Linked DNA regions of Homo sapiens: region 2 is linked to region 1. The links are chromatin loops, found by intact Hi-C in ENCODE. Cell type or tissue: OCI-LY7. All regions are shown on one strand. Links, peaks and the distances in the headings refer to the core of each region. The heading gives the core; the rest is flanking DNA.

The links. Peaks named below come from ENCODE experiments on the same cell type or tissue, not always from the same donor. Only the 100,000 strongest peaks of a DNase experiment are listed, where the experiment ranks them.
Region 2: a loop joins it to region 1, with 7 times the contacts of the local background. A loop is called at or near these places in 1 of 110 quality-filtered maps.

What each region holds. Positions count from the first base shown.
Region 1 is chr10:33,094,114-33,098,516 of GRCh38, forward strand. The region is part of intron 1 of IATPR (ITGB1 adjacent tumor promoting lncRNA); the gene reads right to left. Among named protein-coding and RNA genes, the nearest start is that of IATPR, 20 kb to the right of the region's middle. RefSeq lists an enhancer at 1,854-2,519. In OCI-LY7, for the core only: no CTCF peak of the experiment used is centred there; DNase peaks (open chromatin) are centred at 2,008 and 2,478; H3K4me3 peaks cover 2,840 bases; H3K27ac peaks cover 3,706 bases.
Region 2 is chr10:32,315,861-32,320,263 of GRCh38, forward strand. All of the region lies in intron 1 of EPC1 (enhancer of polycomb 1), which reads right to left. Among named protein-coding and RNA genes, the nearest start is that of EPC1, 29 kb to the right of the region's middle. RefSeq lists an enhancer at 1,959-2,018. In OCI-LY7, for the core only: no CTCF peak of the experiment used is centred there; DNase peaks (open chromatin) are centred at 2,161 and 2,781; H3K4me3 peaks cover 1,874 bases; H3K27ac peaks cover 2,715 bases.

The DNA of each region.
Region 1 (4,403 bases), core at 136-4,135:
TTGAGTTATGATTAGCTCTACATAGAATAAATAAGACTATGGAAACAAATGTTGCATTGGGACAAAACACAGGTTTGTGAAAAAGATATATCTGTAGTATTCTTTCAGAGCTTTTGGTTTTAAGTAAGAGAAACCAACTCCCTTTGACTTAAACCAGAGTGAAATTGAATGGATGATACTGATGAGCAAAGATGCAGGAACTGAACAAGCAGAAAACAACAGAAGCTGGATAGCTGAAATCACAGTCAAGGCCAGGCCCAGCACATGCTAAGCAGGCCGCAGCTGGCTGCTGCTGACCTCAGCACTGCTTCCCCTGAGGCCAGGCAGTGTGGGCTTTGCAGCTGCCAGAGTTGATGTCTCCTGCTCCACTCTGATCACCAGCTTCAGTTTTAAAACCAAACTGGCTGAGCCCAGGCCACAATGCCTACTTTATGACTGGGAGGTGGAAAAAGGGGGTAATCTACTTCTTCTAGCTTCACTAGTGGGAGCAGGTCTCATCTCCCACAAAGACTGCTATGGTTTGGCTGTGTCCCCACCCAAATCGCATCTTGAATTGTAACTCCCACAATTCCCGTGAGTCATGGGAGGAACCTGGTGGGAGGTGACTGAATTATGGGAGTGGGTCTTTCCTGTACTGTTCATGTGATAGTGAATAAGTCTCATGAGATCTGATGGTTTTTTAAAAAGAGAAGTTCCCCTGCACAAGCTCTCTCTCTTTGCCTGCTGCCATCCATGTAAGATGTGACTTGCTCCTCCTTGCCTTCTGCCAAGATTGTGAGGCTACCTCAGCCACGTGGAACTGTAAGTTGATTAAACCTCTCTTTCTTTTGTAAATTGTCTTTATCAGCTTCATGAAAATAGACTAATACAAAGACCTAATTAGGGAATTCCTCAAATACACAAAGGAGTCTACTAAATGCTGGATATCTAAACAACTTCCACTACTTATACCCAGAAACTTAAATCTAACTCAAGCCAGAAAACACCTTTGAAGGTGAAATTTCCAAACAAGAGCAGACTAAATTGGGCTTGTTTTATTAACCCAGGTCTCAGCTTCCTTTGTTACTTGGAGATGAACCTGACTACCTCTACCACGTGCTTCTGGGGCTTTCTGGTTGTTTTTCCAAGGGAGGCAATTCCATAATATACAGGGCACATGTGAAATAAGATACACTGTCTGGGAGACAGCAAGCAGGTTGTCCTAAAGGGTAAGATCTAATTCTTGCATTTAAAATTTTTCCTCTGGAAAATTGTGTCAAATCTCAAAAATAATGCTATATAGGGTAAAATAATGATTTGGAGTTAACTGTACACACAGCCCAATTCCTTTGTGATAATAGGGTTTTTTTTCCTATTATATCAACAGAACAGCACTTTGGAACATATGCACTTGAATACGTGATTTTACCAAATCAAGGAAATTCAGTAAGAATCTTTATGATGCAATTTTACTCTTCAGACTAAAAGTACATAAATACATATCACACACACATTTGATACATAATATAATTATTCTATACCATAATATGTCACATATTAGCATATAATATATGAAATGTAATTATCTGTGATATATAATGAAAATTATATATTAAATATGTATAATTATACATAACATAGTATGTTTATAGCATAGTGTAGCATATAAATTGTCTTATATCTCTTTTTGCTTATTTTCTCCCTTTATCTCATATTAATTATTTGCCCATTTTGAAACTCATGAAGTAACAGTTTAATAAATTAGGTATTATCATTTGCTAAACAGGTGATTAGGGAGAGAGGTAAAGTGATATTTTAAGTAATTTCTTTGGAGTATCTTCTTGCTACTGTGTTCTCTGTTTCTGTCAGTGTAACGGGGAAATTGAAAGTTGGCTAGATATCATTTTAAGCTACTATTCATTTTCATTTCCCCATTTTATTTTTGTGAGACTATTTCACTTGTCAGTTCAAGACGTTAGACACATTTGATTAAATTATCAGTGAGTGATCATTGTGACAGTAAGACGCAGAAGAGGAGAGGTGAAAAACGTTTGCAAAAGAAAAGCAGAGATATAGAAGAATGGGTAGGAAATGAATGGGGTGATGAAACAGAGAAGTCTCAATAAAGCCCCTGATAAACAAAGCCAGGTGTCCCAGCAGAAAACCTTGCTTCCCCCATCCAGCTGTGCTCCACAGGCAGCCCCTCTTTCATCTGGGCAGATCCTTTTCATAGTTAAAATAGCTACTATCAACTTAGGAATAAATGTGCCCACAGTACAGCTTCTTTATAAGAATGGCATCATTCCCTCTTCTGTTAATGGAGATGGTCTCTATCTACATGGATGTATAGAGAAAGGATTTTTAAGACCCACTTTACCCCAGATCTGTTTTACAGCAAAGCTCTTCATGATAAGTTCCAGCCAACATCACATTTCACAGAGCTTGAGAAAGCCAGCGCAGTGGGGAATCCAATCTCCCAGGGTGTGGTAGCATCTTCTTATATATTTGGAGTCCCTTCATACATAAATCAGAGGAGAAGACAGTCATGTAATGCTCACAATTATGGCCTGTGAAGTATGCAAGACCTGGGTCTCAGAAAGCCACAGCTCCACAAGGCATTAGATTTATGCCCATAGCAAATTACCAAAACTCTCAGAAGCCCTTTTGTGCTGGTCCACAGTGGAGGAGAAGTCATGGAATTTTTTCAAGAAGGATGTTGGAAAGATTGCATGAGGAAAAGTTCTCAGGATGCTGTCAGGCATACAGTAATTATTATAATCAGAATATGGTTGTTAATTCTTGTTGATGAAAATAGCCAAACTTTGTAAAATATTTAAAGAGATTTATTCTGAGCTAAATGTAAGGACCATGATCTGTGACACAACCTCAAGAGGTCCTGAGAACATGTGCCCAAGGTGGTTGGGTTACAGCCTGGTTTTATATGTTTTAGGGAGACATAAGATATCAATCAGTACATGTGAGGTACATATTGGTTTGGTCTGGAAAGGCAAGACAATGTGGAGCTGTGGGGGAGGTGGTGAGGAAAAGGGCTTCCAGGTCATAGGTAGATTTAAAGATTTTCTGATTAGCAATTGGTTTAAAGAGTTAAGTTATTATCTAAAGACTGGGAATCAATAGAAAAGAGTGTCTGGGTTAAGATAACGGGCTGTAGAAACCAAGGTTTTTATTATGTAGATGAAGTCTCGTAGGTTGCAGCCCTTAGATACAATAGATGGCAAATGCTTGCTATTCAGATCTTTAAAAGGGGGAGAATATAATGAGCCATGTCCAACGGCCCCCCACTTCCGATCATGGTCTAAATTAGTTTTTCAGGTTTCTTTGGAATCATTTTTGCCAAAAGGGAGATCCATTTGGTTGGTTGGGGGGCTTAGAATTTTTTTGGTTTGCATTCTTATATGTTTTAAAGGTTTTTGTCTTCTTCTCCTTCTCCTTCTCCTTCTTCTCCTTCTTCTATTTTGAGATGGGGTCTCACTCTGTTGCCCAGGCTGGCATGTAGTGGCACGATCTTGGCTCACTGCAACCTCTGCCTCCCTGGCTAAAGCAATCCCCTGGCCTTAGCCTCCCAAGTAGCTGGGACTACAGGTGTGCACCACCATATCTGGCTAATTTTTAGTATTTTTGGTAGAAATGAGGTCTCTCTGCCCATGCAGCCCAGGCTGGTCTTGAACTCCTGAACTCAAGTAATCCAACCACCTCAGCCTCCCAAAGTGCTGGGATTATAGGCATGAGCCACCCAGCTGCTTTAAAGTTTTATAAAAACTTTCACATTTATTTTCTCATTTGAGCCTCAGTACCACCTATGTTGTAGACATTTTTAGATTATATTATAATTATATTAAAACTCTTTGACTCCATAGATGTTGAGATAATTGGTAAAGCTCCCTTAGCTTGCAATCAATCAGTGGTGCTGGAGTCTTAACCCAGGTCTTTACAGGTTAGGTCATTTGCCTGGTTCACTGTTGTGAACCAAGTTTTAATTTGTTGTCTCTCGCTCCATCCAAACACTCCTTTCATCTAATTCATCATGTAAATATAAATGGACTCAGATAGCTCCTATATTCTGTGGCATAGTAGATTAATTTAACTATTTTTTCAGATCTCAATAATGATTTCATATTTCATGTGAGTTTACACTGGAACTTTTGAATTAAAACAACTTTAGATTTTGTGGTTTAATAATGGAGAGTCTGAAGACATGTTCCATTTCTTTAAAAAAAATATTACATTGTGTACAATTGAAGTACAAAAAGCTGCCCATGTATAAAGTATAAAATTTGATAAATTTTGTCCTTATATATATATACACTCATGAAGGCATCAGCGCAACCAAGATAAAGAACATTTTCATCTTCCCCAAGTTTCCTGATGCCCCTGTGTTCTCTCTCTTTCCCCTCACCTCTCCC
Region 2 (4,403 bases), core at 88-4,087, 780 kb before region 1:
AAGTCAGGTCATGTCATTCTTCCATTCAAAATCTTACACTTATTTCCCATCTCACTCAAAATAAATCCCAAAGTCCTTAAAATTGCTTCCAAGGTCCAACATGATTTGCACTCCCCTTTCCTTGTTACCTCTCTGGTACTGTTAACTATTCCCCTTTTCACTCACTCTGCTATAGTCATACTGGATTCCTTACTGTTTGTCAATCTTGTAAGAATCAGCCTGCTCCCTCACCTCAAGTTTTTGTTTCAATGTCATCTTCCCAGACTGATCAGATCATTCCTTACCAGTTATCCCACTATATGCCCAGCAGAATGGCTAAAATAGAAAAGGCTAACAACATCACATGATGGGGAGGATATGGAATAACTAGAACTCTCATACATGGTTAGTGAGGAAAGGCCGATAGATACTGTAAGACCAAACACACACAATCCATAGCCCGGCAAGTCTGCTCCTAAGAATTTACTCAAGAGAAAGGAAAACACAAGTCCACAGAAAGACGTGAGTAAGAATGTTCAAAGAGCTTTATTCATAATGGGCCCAAACTGGAAGCCACTCAAATGTCCACCAAAATAGGACAGATGAACAAACTGTGGTAAAGCCATACAGCAGACTACTACTCAGCAATAAAAAGGAATAAACTATTTATACATGCAACAACATGGGTAAATCTCAAAAACACCATAGGGAGTAAAAATAGCTTCGCACAAAGTACATCAATGAAGTTCTCAACTGGCAAAAATAATCTATGACAGAAAAAAATATCATAACAGTAGTTCCCTCTGGGAAGTGGAGGCAGGGACCGAGAAGGGGAATGAAAGAGTTTTCTGGAATGATGGTAATGTTCTCTATCTTGATGGGGGGCTGAGTTATGTAAATATATGAATATGACAAAATTTAGCCAATATCCACTATTTGTGAATCTCACTGCATGTCAATTTTGACTCAAATGAAAGCAACAGTAAACAAATAGTGAACTCTAATGAATGATATGCATACTGAAGTATTTAGGAAAACATGCACTCATGTGTAATTTACTTTAAATGCCTTTAAAAAATAAGATGAATGGAGAGATGAATACATGGGTGATAAAATAAATAATAACATGGAAGAATCTAGCTAGTGGTATATTATGGGTAAATTCTCATTGTAAATTGTTAAAACTTTTACTGAATGTTTGAAAATGTTCACTGTAAAATCTTGCTGAACCCCAGAACACTGTGTTCCCCAACTCTGTTTTATTTTTCCCTAGCACTTGTGACTTCCTTATAGACCACTTGACAGTTTCTTCTCACCAGAATATAAGATCCTTGAAGGTAGGAGTGAGATTTTTTTGCTTTGCTTTATCCCAGGTCTACAATCACGCCTAAAGCATGTAAGTATCCAATAAATACTTATTTAATAAATAAATGAGCCAATGAATTATACCAGTTATTTAAGGTCCACAAACTATTACCATTTGGAATAGATTTCATAAAGAAACAAAGATAACATTTCATAAAAGCAAAGAAAAAATTAAACCTGTAATCCCAGCACTTTGGGATGCTGAGGCAGGTGGATCACTTGAGGTCAGGAGTTCGAGATCAGCCTGACCAACATAGGGAAACCCTGTCTCTACTAAAAATAAAAAAATTAGCCGGGTGTGGTGGCACATGGCTGTAATCCCAACTACTTGGGAGGCTGAGGAAGGAGACTTGCTTGAGCCTGGGAGGTGGAGGTTGTAGTGAGCCAAGATCGTGCCACTGCACTCCAGCCTGGGTGACAGAGCAAGACTCTGTCTCAAAAAAAGAAAAGAAAAAATTAAAATGAACACATTTTACTTTTGTATCTGAAATACTTGTGGTAATAGTTTAAGGACAGATAGTATCTGGCAAGGAAAAGAGCAATTTAATATCTATTATATTTCACAAGAAATAAATGATACAAGGTTATTACTCTCTACCTATCCTCTTGCTTAAAGCTCAGTAATCAATTTCTAGAATACAAAAAGGAAGACCTTTACAGATAAAATAGTCCAGTTCTGTTATTTCTCTTCAGTGTGAAACATTTGCCAATTTACTACTTTCCTTATAAAATCAACAGGATGTAAAGTCAAGTGACTGAGTAGCACAATAACAGGTGGCCCAGACATGAAGTTTCATTCTGATTCTGTCCTCTCATGTCCTTATTTGTACCCCTAGCATCCGTTTAGGCTTAGGTCGTTTATGCTGTACATATTAAGAGCCTACATGCCCAGTGTGATGTGTGACAATGTAAGCGGGAAGGGAATAAAATTAGAGTCTCTTTCTACGCTTAGAAAAGCCGCAATCTAATTGAATCATTTCCCCAAAATTAAATTTTAAAAGGCTCTCCCAAACTGTTATTTTTTGTTGTAATCTTTATGCTGATGATTTCTATGCCTCCAAAACAGCCCCGAGAGCAGTAAAATACAGATACAAATGTGTCTGTTTTTTTCTAAAATGCCCTACAGCAGCAGCAATGAACTAATTTAAATCTGTCTAAAAGTGCTTATATAATCAATAACACAAACTAAATCTGTCCCACTGCTTAGTCCTTAGCCCTTGTATATACGCACCCTTGCAATTTCATCCAGTATCATGGCTTCAACTACCATTTGGATGCTGGTGATTATTCTAAATCTTAACTTCTAGCTCAGAATTCTGAACTCTAGACATGTATATAAAGACCTTACTATATGTTCCACAGACATCTCTCACATAACATCGACACCCCTGCTCCATGACTCTCCAAATCTGTTCCTCCTCCTGACCTACGTCAGCAAGTTTCACTGTCATCTATCCAGTCACCCAAGTCAGAAGCCTCAATGTTTCCAGCTCCCTTTTGCTTCTTATTTCCCCATTTCCAAATCAGGCACAGATTTCTCATTGGTTTTATGACTAGAAATTACTCAATACTCTCCATCCCACGGCCACAGTTCGTGCAGCAAGTGGCCTTCTAACCTCTAGTATTACATTACTCTCCACTGGTCTTTCTAAGAGTTTGACCAAGTCAACTCTCACACTTCATCTTTGGGTCTTTATTTGCCTCCCTGGTGAAATTCAAACTTGCCTTGGGAAACAGGTCCTCATGACCTAGCTCTAGCTAATTCCTCCAGTTCAACACCTGACCACTTTCTCCCCTGAATTTCCTAATCCACCTAGAATAAGCATCTAATAGAACTTTCTAGTAACATCTATATGTACTGTTCCCTGCCTCTAACTCCATCTATAACTCTTCTCCCTTCTTTATAATTCTACTAGGATGTCTACCCCGCTTTTGGAAAGTCTTCCACAATGATTATGTAATACTATGGTAACATAAAAAACAGGCAGAAGTGACTTAAAAATGCCTATCTCCATAAAGATTCAACTGAAGTCTTTACAAAGTTGAAAACTGAGCAAGTCAGAATCTGGAAAAAAATTCTTGATAGAGATTCCATGACCCCTGAACAACCTGCCTCACACATACTGGAAGTGGCAGAAGATAAGAAAGTAACAAGAAGGATGTAGATTCCCCACAGATTGCTTATTTGTTGTAAGGGAAATATAGTAACTATACTGTGGAGAAACTGGACCATACTTTCACCAGATGGTGAAAATTACCATTACCAGTGAGGTGCAGATGCATCTGTGTGCCTCCAGATGTGATGTCATGGGGACACGATATCCCTTATGTGACATTTCAGCTGGAAATGCAAAACTTCAATATGAGAAAACATCAGACAAACCTAAAATGGGGTCACTCTATTAAAAAAAGTCAAAACTGTATTCTTCAAAAATGTCTACGTCATAAAAGATGAAAACATCTATGAAAAGATGTATATTTTTTTCTTTGAGACAGAGTCTTGCTCTGTCACCTGGGCTGGAAGTGCAGTGGCGCAATCTCGGCTCACTGCAACCCCCACCTCCTGGGTTCAAGCGACTCTCCTGCCTCAGCTCCCGAGTAGTTGGGGTTTACAGGCGCATACCACCAAACCTGGCTAATTTTTTTGTATTTTTAGTAGAGACAGAGTTTCACCATTTTGGCCAGGCTGGTCTCGAACTCCTGACCTCAGGTTATCTGCCCACCTTGGCCTCCCAAAGTGCTGGGATTACAGGTGTGAGCCACCGTGCCCAGCCGACATCCATGAAACTATTTAGGGGTAAAGTGCCACGATGTAGGCAACTTAAATGGTTTGGGAAAAACATATGTGTGTACATATGAGAAAGAGAATAAAGCAAATAGGGCAAAGTGTTAACACGTCTGGGTAAAGGGTAGAGAATGCTCTATGTACTTACTACTCCCCTTCTTGCAACTTTTCTGTAAGTAAAATTACTTCCAAATAATGGTTGTTTTTTTTTTTTAAATAAAGCTAAGAGCAAAAGGACTTTTTTTTTAAAAAGTACAATCTGTACAAGAGATTC